2 separate regions of the Homo sapiens genome follow, and region 2 is linked to region 1. Evidence: chromatin contacts called from ENCODE Hi-C or POLR2A ChIA-PET data. All regions are on one chromosome and are shown on one strand. The core of a region is the stretch at or near the end of the contact, and the rest is flanking DNA. Distances in the headings are between cores, read along the strand shown. Region 1 overlaps CBFA2T3 (CBFA2/RUNX1 partner transcriptional co-repressor 3). Region 2 overlaps CBFA2T3 (CBFA2/RUNX1 partner transcriptional co-repressor 3).

Region 1 (4,960 bases), core at 843-3,342:
GGAGCCCAGAGCCCGAGTTCCAAAGCCGACCTCCATGTCGGAGCCTTCCCACCCTGACAGCAGGAGCGACATGTGTGAGCCGGGTTGCGGAGGATGCGCAGCTTGGCCTCCCTCCCCGAGCTGTGCTGCGCGCCAGGACTGGGCTGTGCAGAGCCTGCAGCCCCTTCACAACCCAGCTGCTCCCCAGCTGCCCCCTCACGGCTCAGTTGCTCCCCAGCTCACACAGCAGGAAGTGCATTTGTTGCTGAAATTGTCTCAAAGGCCCCAAACAAACAGCCCTTCTGGTGGCAGTGGATGTGGCGGGTAACATGGGTGGCCAAAGGTCTGAGAGGCCCCCACTCAGCTTGAGGTCTCTGTGCAAGTCCCTGGCAGCTCAGGAAACCTCAAGGCAACTAGCAGCTCAGCCTGGTGGCCTGCCTGGAAAAGGAGGCAGGCAGGGGGCAGTGGGCAGAAGCGCCGAATCCTCACCTCCTCTGTGCGATGAGGAGGGGGTGCGGGTCCCCCCCGTTTCACAGGGAGAACGCTGAGGCCCAGCAAGGCCAGGGGACTCGCCCACACCAGTGGACGCTGACTTCAAACCCCAAAGCTGTGCTCCCAGCTCGCCAACCTGCTGTGCCATCTCAGCACATCACAAACTCCCCCGCGTCTCTCCCTCCACATTTGGCGAATTGGGGAGACGTGGGGTATTTGGAGGGACCTGGTGGGAGCAGGCAGCTGGGGTGCGCTAGGTGAGGGCGCTGGGGGCCTGTAAAGAGCCGTGTAGAGCTGGTCGGGTCCCAGCTCTGTCCGTCCGCTGTGCACCTTGAGCAGTTCCTTCCTCTCTGGGCCTTTGCTGCCCCATCTGTACGGTGGGAAGAGTGAGAGGTTTATGTTTTCATCGTGATTATATAACAGAACAGCCTCCTGGGTGGGGGTGCTGCCGAGGTTAAATGAGTTAGTATTTTGTTGGCCATGTGAAACCACGCAGGGGCAAAGCCTGTGCCACGGGAACAGTGGTGTCACCGTCTCCGAGGTCGGGATGGGATTCCAGGAAGGGGCCGTCCACCACCCTCCGACGGCTGCAAGCTGGGACCCGGCCTGTAGGCGGGATTTGCCCAGGAACAGGCGTGGGTTGGCTGCTGTCCCGGGCATTGGTGCATTCTTGACCCCGCCCTCGGGAAGGCCTCAAGCATAGCCCTGGCGTGGGATAGGAGAGGCAGACTGCTTGCAGAATGTCTGCCCCGGGCATCAGCATGGCCAGGCCCTGGGACTCAGGTCCTGCCTCCTCTGTGCTGCAAAGGGCAGACAGGATCTAATGCTCCAGGCCCATACAGCCCCTTCCCACTGCGCCCACGCTGGTGCCCGGGGCAGACATGGTGAGTGCACCGAAGCCCTCGGCCCCCTCAATCCTGCTAAGGCAGCAGCAGTCTTCCCGGGGAGGATCCTAGGCCCTGCTGCTGGACAGGACTTTTACTCTGGCTAGACCGGCTCTGAGAGCCCAGCCAGGTCTGGCCATCTCCGCATCCTTAGACTGCAGAAACCTAGGGTGAGAACAGTTTCTGTGGGGGCTGTTTTCCAGGGAGGCATGGGGTACCCTCTTGGGTGAAGACCCTCAGATGCCCTTAGACCGGAAGTACCCCCACCCAAAGTGTGGCGCAGGCCAGCCTCAGCCATTGAACCCAGCTCCCGGGATGTCCTGGCCACGACACGTTTGGTGGCATCGACACCAGCCCTGAAATCAGAGCCCTGGGCTCACGGCTCACCCTGGCCTGTCCCAGTGATTTAACCCTGGACAGGCAGTTGCTTGTGTGGGCCTCAGCTTTGACACGTGTGAACTGGGAGTCAAAATGCGCCGCGCAGAGAGGTCTGGGTGAGACGGGGTGAGGCGTCCCCATTCCCCAGGTAGACATTTAATGAAGCAAGCGAACGAGAAACTGTGTCATTACCACGAAGGCTATGGCGCATATGGGGGGCGTCCCAGGTGCCGCCGAGGAAGCAACTTCAAATGAGGGAGCTGCAGCCGCAAGTCCCCCGGCACCGCGGATGTACGGCTCAGGAAATGGCAGCTGACAGGATCCTAATTCCCAGGGGTCCTGTTTAGGGTGACTCTTATCCTCCTACCACCCCAGCCTTAAGGCAGAACTTCCTGGACAAAATCCAGGCCTCCCCCCAACCGCCCCCCCTCCCTCCCCCAGCAAAATGTGGCCCAAGAAGTGAGCAGGGGGCTGCAGACAGAGAGGGAGGGCAGGAGAGGGGCAGGGGCTGGACCCCACCCAGGGAGATCCCGGGAAGAGGGGCCCACTCGCCGCCCTGGATCGGGAAATCCCGGCTGGCCACGTGCCACCACCTCCCTGCCACCCCATCCGTCACCAGCCAGACACATTTCCGATCCTGCCAAGCTGGGGTGGGGCGGCGTGGCACGGAGGATCGGCTCGGCTTCCCTGCTCCCCCCGCCCATCCTTTCTGCTGCCTGCGTGTAATTAACAGAGTAATTAAAAACAGGATGAGTTAATTGGTATTCATTTATGTGGCAGATGTTTTTAATTGAGGCAGGAAACAATTTACCTGTTTACATCAACAATGGCAGAGGCAGGCTTGTAAAACACATTTTTAAAAATATTTTCCTCCCCTTTCCTAGAAAGAATTGAAATCACTTGGTCTCCCTTGCCCCAGGCCTCCGCCCTGTGAGAGCCGGGCAGGCCTTGCCTGGGGGAAGGCCCAGGGTGGGGGCGGAGCAGGGAGGTTCCGCCAAGAGGAAACATCTGTTTAAAAGGTTTGCCTCCAGAGCAGCCTGTTTTCTTTAAACTCAGAGAAAGGATGTGTTGTTCCAGGTTGTGGAGACACCCGTCCCGCTGCTCTCCAAGATGCCTCCCCAGTGAGTTTGGCCCTGCTGTTTAATGTAGCCCCCTGGCGAGGGGCTTGGCCTCCAGGAGGGCGGGAGGCAGCCTCAGGTGGGCCTGGCTGGAGGAAGACCACCCAGCTGGGGCTGGCAAGCAGGCAGGGCAGGGAGGGGCTGGGGACCCAGTCCTCCTGGCAGAATCCAGGAGCAGGCAGGTGTGGCTGCCCCACGGGGAGGCAGAGGCCGCCCTTGTCCACCTGCACTTTTGGTGCCTTTGGCATTGCGTGGTGGGGCCTCCTGCCACTCCGTCACCATGCACCACCTGTGGCCGTTGGAGTTTGAATTAATTAAGATGAAATATTCCTGGCCAGGGGTGGTGGCTTCCGCCTGTAATCCCAGCACTTTGAGAAGCCGAGGTGGGCGGATCACTTGAGGTCAGGAGTTCGAGACCAGCCTGGCCAACATGGTGAAACCCAGTCTCTATTTAAAAAAAAAAAAAAAAAAAATTGGCCGGGTATGGTGGTGGGCACCTGTAACCTCAGCTACTCGGGAGGCTGAGGCACAAGAATCACTTGAACCTGAGAGGCAGAGGTTGCAGTGAGGCGAGATCATGCCTCTGCACTTCAGCCTGGGTGACAGAGCGAGACTCCATCTCAAAAAAAGAAGATAAAATGTAAAATTCAGTTCTCCCCTCATAGGGCTTCCTTTCAAGTACTTGGCAGCCAGTTGGGGCTCCAGCGACTGTCAGTGCATGGGCCTAGAACATTCCACCGTTGCACAAGCTTCACTGGTCAGCTGACTTGCGAGTCCCTGGTGTGGGAGGACGGCAGGCCTCGGGCGCACACCGCCTGACCCTTTCACTATCTGGGGAAGGAGGGAGGCAGGAACGCCCACCCCAGGGAGCGGGTTGAATCCTTGAGCAGAGTGCTCGGGAAGCTGCTGGTTTACAGACTGGCACTAATTGAGCACTTGCTGTATGCCTGCACTTGTAAATCGCTTTAATTCTCATCAATTCTCATGCTGCTTCCCAAGGTAACTCTCCAGGGAGACGCTATCATTGGCCCCTTTGTGCAGATGAAGGAACCGAGGCCCAGGAGTTGCAGTGTGGGGCGGGGTCTGATGCGGCCTCCAGACCTGCATTGAAACAGTGTCCACGGATTACGTGGAGCGACACTGACTTTCCAACAGTTCCTCTTGTAGGCACCATCCTTGTCTTTCTTTTTAGAGTAAACATGCACCAGACTGCACGTGCTCAGAAGTAACTGGGGTCCCGCCCGGGGACTCCGCGGAGAGGCTGCTCTGGGTGGGAGGGAACACCCGCGCTTGCCCTGCACCATGCGTGCAGTTTGGAGAATTCGAGGAGTGGGTTTTGCCCTTGTGATCATGGCCATGGGCACTGAGCTTCTTACCCGTAAGGCTGAGTGAATACCGGGCGGTAGGGACAGCGCCTGAGGCCACGCTGATGTTAGGAATGTTTATTTAGAAATAGAGTGCTTGTTCCCTGGTGCTGCAAAGAAATAGCACTTGAACGTAAATTTAATTCTCTCAGCAAGGCCATATTTACTTTCTGCAGAAAGGGTACACTCGCCAGCAGTTTTGCCACGAGAGTACACCGAATGAAGGAGACCAGGGTCATTTATAACCTGACGCTGTGTCCGGTTTTTTTATACCTACTGCTGTGTCCGGTTTCCATTGGCTGGAACGGGACCTCACATTCTGTATTTGTCCCGATTGGCTCGCAACTTAGAACTTTTTAAAAGAGGCAAAGGCAGAGGAGAACAAAGGAAGGAGGAAGTAATTTGTGGAATGCTGAGAAAGGTAAAAACACCTTCAAATAAGGAAGAGGAACAGGCCGTGACCTAATGCTTGCTTCGACCAGTATAAACATGCCAGGGCAGATACTTAGGCTAAATTGTGGGAGCTAAGAACATAAAGTACATTGATTTCTTTATTAAGGCTAGCAGATATTTAAGAATGTCAGCACAGGTCTTTGAATAAATTTTGCTTCTAAGAGAAGTTACTGTTTATTCCTAATTAGACGGGGAGGAAAGTATCTTTGAAGGGGAACCTCTACTTTTTTACACTGATAACCCGGCGAGCCTGCAGCTCCGACCTCTCTCAGCACCAACCCTGGAGGCCGTG
Region 2 (5,073 bases), core at 2,132-4,631, 36 kb before region 1:
GCTGAGGGTCAGTTGCTATGGAGTGGGAATGCCCAGTGCTGAGGGTCAGTCACTATGTGGTGGGAATGCCCAGGGGTGAGTGTCGGTTACTATGCAGTGGAAATCTCCAGTGCTGTGTGTCAGTTCCTACAGAAGGTTCCGTCACTCCCCGTGCGCCCCCTGTCTGGGAACCACCTCTCACGGGCTCTGGCGGCATCCACAGGCCCCCTTCTTTACAGATCTGTTACAGCAGGTTTAGAAAGCTCTAGAGACACCAGATCAGGATCAAAGCAAGGAGAGGCCGTGGAAGACAGAAGGCAGAGCCCCATCCACCACCTGCCCACAGCGAGACCTCAGACAGGTCTCACAGCCTCTCTGGATTCTGTGACTTCATCAGTGAATAGCATTACAGTTAAAGTCAAATTTCAGATAAACAAATTTTTAAATCGTAAGCGTATCTCAAATATTGCCTGGGACATGCACTAAAAATCAGTTATCGTTTATCTGACATTCAAATTTAACCAGGCATTCTGCATCTGTAATCTCCAAAATCTGGCAGACCTCCCTGTGATGGATTTGATCCCTGTAGCCAATAGGATTATGTCAGCTGCAAATCACAGAAAACCTAACGGGGGTGTAAACAAGGTTTGTTTCTACATGACCAAACCCAGAGGCGGGTGGCCCAGGCCAGTGCCACAACGACACTGTCTGGTACCTGGCATTTCTGCTCTTTCAGCTTCACTATCCTCTTGCTTATGGTTTCCTGGCTGCAAAGTGGCTGCCCCTGCTCCAGGCATCATGTCTGCATTCCAGGCAGGAAGGAGGAAGAAGGGGCAGAGGACAAAGACTAGGCCAGCCTCTTTTCATAAGGAAAATTGAGATTCTTGTGGAGGCCTCACTCAGCCGACTTCTGTTTATGCCCCATGACAAATGGATTCGTTCCGGTAGGTTCCAGTCCACAAATCAATAGTGTTCAAATGTGACACTCCCGAGGGCCTTCTCACACCAGGATTTTCAAACTTCTTTCTTCACATCTTCTCTGCTATCTTCAAACAGCCTCTGCACCCATAACCCCGTCGACCTGGCACCTGGCCCCGTGAGTTCAGCAGAGCAGGTGACGCAGTCCCATTTCACAGATGCCGTCCACATTGAACTTAGAGCTTGAGGCAGAAGAGTGCCCTGCCCTCCCAGCCCAGCAGGTGTAGGCCTGAGTCATTCAATACCACTCACATCTCGTGGGCTGTCCTGGGAGGGCAGACAAACCTGGGAATCAAGGACTTTGTCTTATCTCTGCCTGTTTTCTACTGAAAATCATCTGAGGGAAACAGACTCATCTTTCCTTGGAACCTTAATGATTTATTTATTTATTTTAATTTATTATTATTATTTTTTGGAAAATCTGGCTCTGTCACCCAGGCTGGAGTGCAGTGGTGCAATCTCGGCTCACTGCAGCCTCCATCTCCTGCGTTCAAGTGATTCTCGTGCCTCAGCCTCCTGCCAAGTAGCTGGGATTACAGACGCCCGTCACTGCATCCTGCTAATTTTTGTATTTTTAGTAGAGATGGAGTTTCACCATGTTGGCTAGGCTGGTCTCGAACTCCTGACCTCGGGTGATCTGCCTGCCTTGGCCTCCCAAAGTGCTGGGATGACAGGCTTAATGATCTTTTTAAACAATGAGCCACCTTTCCTCCTGTAATCCCAGATACCGTCTCTGCCCTGCTCCCGTTTTCTCTCCATCGCCTTTCCCAGCTGCTGGGAGGAAGGAGGAGGAAAAGGAGGGTTTCCCCGGGACCTTCCCTCTCCTGCACCTGGGTTCCCTCTCAGGCAATCGCAGCATCACATTTATTTCTAGAACATTCTCTACTGCGCCTGGCTTTTACAGGTGGTATGACCCATGCCACCTCCTGCCTCTGCCTGCACCTCTGTCCAAGACCTGCAGGCTCTGTAAGCGCTGGGTGCTGCCTTGGTGCCCGGGCCTCCTCACAGGCCCTGAACACCCACGTGCCTCCAGCCCTGGGCGTGCATGCGTGTTCCCTCCACCTCTCCTGGGAGCCCACCATCATCGCCAGGACTACTTCAACTCTCTCCCGCAAGGAGACCCCTCTGCTCCCCCAACAGGGTCATGCCCTGTCCCCACCACCCGTCCGCGGCCACAGCAGCTGCTCATGTGACTGTCCATGTAGCGTGTATGAGACCAGGACACAGCAGGCCCAGGCCAGACCTGAACACATGGCACACAGCACATGTGGCGTGCCTGCCAGTAAGGACGGGGGCACACGATTCAGCGCGTCAATCAGCAGGGCGCTGCCCCTCCAGCTGCTGGGACCTTGGCATCGCGAGGATGGGGCTTCCTCTCTGTTCCCCTCTGAATCCTGGCCCTGGGTTGGTGCGGCACAGCCCGGGCACACAGCACTTGTCTATTAGGTGAATGAGCAGCTGACAGGGTTGCCAGGGGTCGGGGCAGAGAGAGGAATCAGCCCTCTGGGAACTCAGGCCCGCTCCATGGAGGCAAAGGGAAAAGGGCGGCAGAGGCGGTACAGGGTCCCACTCTGACCATACCCCTAGGGAGCCAGGCCTGTGGTGTGAGAGCTGCCCACGGGGGACCCACACCTGCAGCGGGAAGAGCCCAGAGCCAGCGCAGACCTGGGCTACGCTGAGGCCCTGAGGCCCCAGCCCTGGGAGAGCAAGTTCATCTCCTTCCAAAGGCCACACCGAGGCCCCCAGCCCCCGGCCCTGGGGGAGCGAGTTTGTCTCCCTCCAAAGGTAGTGCTGGGCTGCTGGGCGGCGACTGTGCTTCTCCACCTGCCCCCACCCAGGCCTCAGTCTCCCCATCTGAGAAATAGGAAGGACACCTCTCCACCAGCTTCTGCTCCAGACGACACGCGTGTGATGCCCAGGGATGTGGGGCACTCACGAGCGCTGCACCGGGACCTGGTGTCACTCTAACGCCCCGCCCCAGAACCTTCTTCCCCCGCCGCCCCGCCTGGCATTACTCTAACACCCCCACCCCAAATAAAACTTCTCCTTTCCTTCCTGGAGGAGTTCCCCATTCGAGGTGACCACATCAACCTCAACTTCTCCCTGGGAGCTTTGGGCTCTTGAAGCTATTTTAGGCTCAAAATAGCTTTTTGAGGAAGCTCAAAGCTTCCCTGGGAGCTTTGGGCTCTCGAAGCTCTTCTGCCATAGCCTGTGCCCAGGGCCCTTTCCTCTCGGGATAGGTTTCTGCCGTCTGAGGCCCCGACAGCCTGACCAGGCTTCCTACGGCCTCGTGGGTGTGCACGGCCTTGACACCCATCCCGCTACTGCCCTGGTGCGCTGACAAAGTTCCGTGGCCTCTCTGTGAGCGAGGGATTGTGAGCAGCTCACAGGTACTTTCGTTCCGGGTCTACTGTGGTTTTCCAGCAGCCTTGTTGAGGTATAACCCACACATCTTACAACTCACCCATCTCAAGTACACAAGTCAGTGGCACTTAGCAAAGCCCCAGAGGTGTGCAACCATCATTGCTAACAAGTTTTAGAACATTTTCCCCCAAAAGAAACCCCATGCCCACGGGCAGTCAGGCCCGTTCCCTCCCTCTGCCCTGCCCACCACTGATCTGCTTCCTGCCTCTGTGGATTTGTCTTTTCCGGTGTTGTGTGTAAGCGGGATCCTGTGTCCAGCTCTTCCACTCGCCCGTGTTTTCTGGGTCCATCCCCACTGGAGCGTGTGTCGGACCTGCCTTCCTTCTTATGTCTGAATAAGTGTGCACTGCATCTGCTTTTGAGTTTATCTGTGCTCGGCTGACAGTCTATGGAGAACCTTGTCTCACCACAGCTGTGTGTCTCAGGTGAGCCACTGACCCTCTCTGGGCTTCCCAGATGTACACTGAGGACAGGTGTGGGGGTCAGCAAGGGGATGTGTCTGGGGGTGGAGGGACTAGCTATCACCTTTGCGTCGTCCTCCCTGGGCTGAGGGGGCATCGTGGTCTCTGTGCAAGCTCCGACCCCGTTTGTGCTGTGTGAGTAGCACTGTTATCCCGAGTCAGGTGACAGCCCCACGGAGAGTGCTCTGCCATGTCTGCTACTGGCCCTGAAAGGCAGTGGCATCTGCCGTGGGGGCGGGGGTGTCCCGAGGGCAGGGAAAGGCAGCACTTCTGACCAGGAACCTCTGGGGCCATCAGCTGGCTGTCCAGACTGTGAGGTTAGAACCACCGGCAGCATTTGGTGAGAGGGAAGATGCCGGGGAGTGGGTCGATGGGGGAGGAGTGAGCAACCAATCTCGTGTGATGATGGTTCTGCTGGGCAGCTGCCCGTGGGCATAACCTCTGGGGCCTGAAGCCCAAGGGCGGTTTTGTTCCGGGAGAGAGCGTGACAAAGACGTAGAGGGCCCCGACTTCAGGCTGCCGCAGTCTCCGGGTGAGCCACTCATTCTGTGGTTCAGCCGACTTCAGGCTGCCGCAGTCTCCGGGTGAGCCACTTCTTCTGTGGTTCAGCCTCTGCATTTCAGAGGCCCTGGCAAAGTACAGTGTGGACTGGAGGGTGCCAGGCAGCTGAGAACCCCAGGGGCCGGGCTTGGTGCAGCTGCTGCAGGCCCCTGTGACGCCACCTGGAGAAGGCACAGAGGGAGGGCAAGGGCCATGCGGTCCAGTTCCAAACTCGGTCAGGAAAGCAGCCGAGGAGCAGATGCCAGCCCCCGCCGCCCACGCCTGGAGCGCCTCTTTCTCCCAGGGCTCCGCCAGCAGGGTCCACCAGTAACAGACACCAGGCCAGGTGGGGCAGCTGCAGGTTGGGGTAATGGAGACAGAGCCTATGGGTCCCAGCCTCGCCTCCCTCTGCCACGGTATTGTGTGACTCTAGACAAATGCTTTCTGGGCCTCCATGTCCCCTGCTGGGAAGCCCCGACCTGTGGAACTAAATGAATGGGGCCATGCCTGTGAGGCCAGTAGAAGCTCCGCGTTCCTCTACCCTCCACCCTCCGGGAGCTGCTGGGCTCTGAGCCTGGGGGAGCAGGGTCATCCTGGGCTCAAAGAGCAGAGAGCCCTGAGACCCCTGGGGAAGAGCAGGCGGACACGCTGTGTCCCGGGGACCCGGCGGGTGGGTGAAGGTCTCCCGCCC

What was found. A loop is a pair of places that touch in the nucleus more often than their neighbours do. ChIA-PET counts read pairs that join two places held with the same protein, here RNA polymerase II (POLR2A). Pooled maps may share reads with other maps.
Region 2: a map with no recorded cell type shows a loop between it and region 1 (4-fold over the local background). The contact joins two enhancer-like sites. A Hi-C loop is called at or near these places in 5 of 168 maps with a recorded cell type or tissue (CD14-positive monocyte, CD4-positive, alpha-beta T cell, breast epithelium and 2 more), 1 of 37 single-sample maps with no recorded cell type and 4 of 50 pooled maps. POLR2A ChIA-PET finds 5 or more read pairs at or near these places in 1 of 52 experiments (activated T-cell).

Annotation. Positions count from the first base shown.
Region 1 is chr16:88,918,808-88,923,767 of GRCh38, reverse strand. The region is part of intron 1 of CBFA2T3 (CBFA2/RUNX1 partner transcriptional co-repressor 3); the gene reads left to right. Among named protein-coding and RNA genes, the nearest start is that of PABPN1L, 55 kb to the right of the region's middle. RefSeq lists enhancers at 1-783, 1,989-2,068. Within about 2 kb of position 2,092, at least 21 of the 41 ENCODE cell types and tissues checked have a DNase peak (open chromatin) inside an H3K27ac peak, as active enhancers do; they include CD14-positive monocyte, where a contact is called at or near this core.
Region 2 is chr16:88,956,324-88,961,396 of GRCh38, reverse strand. The region is part of intron 1 of CBFA2T3 (CBFA2/RUNX1 partner transcriptional co-repressor 3); the gene reads left to right. Among named protein-coding and RNA genes, the nearest start is that of CBFA2T3, 18 kb to the left of the region's middle. RefSeq lists a silencer at 4,449-4,594. Within about 2 kb of position 3,381, at least 3 of the 41 ENCODE cell types and tissues checked have a DNase peak (open chromatin) inside an H3K27ac peak, as active enhancers do; they include CD14-positive monocyte, where a contact is called at or near this core.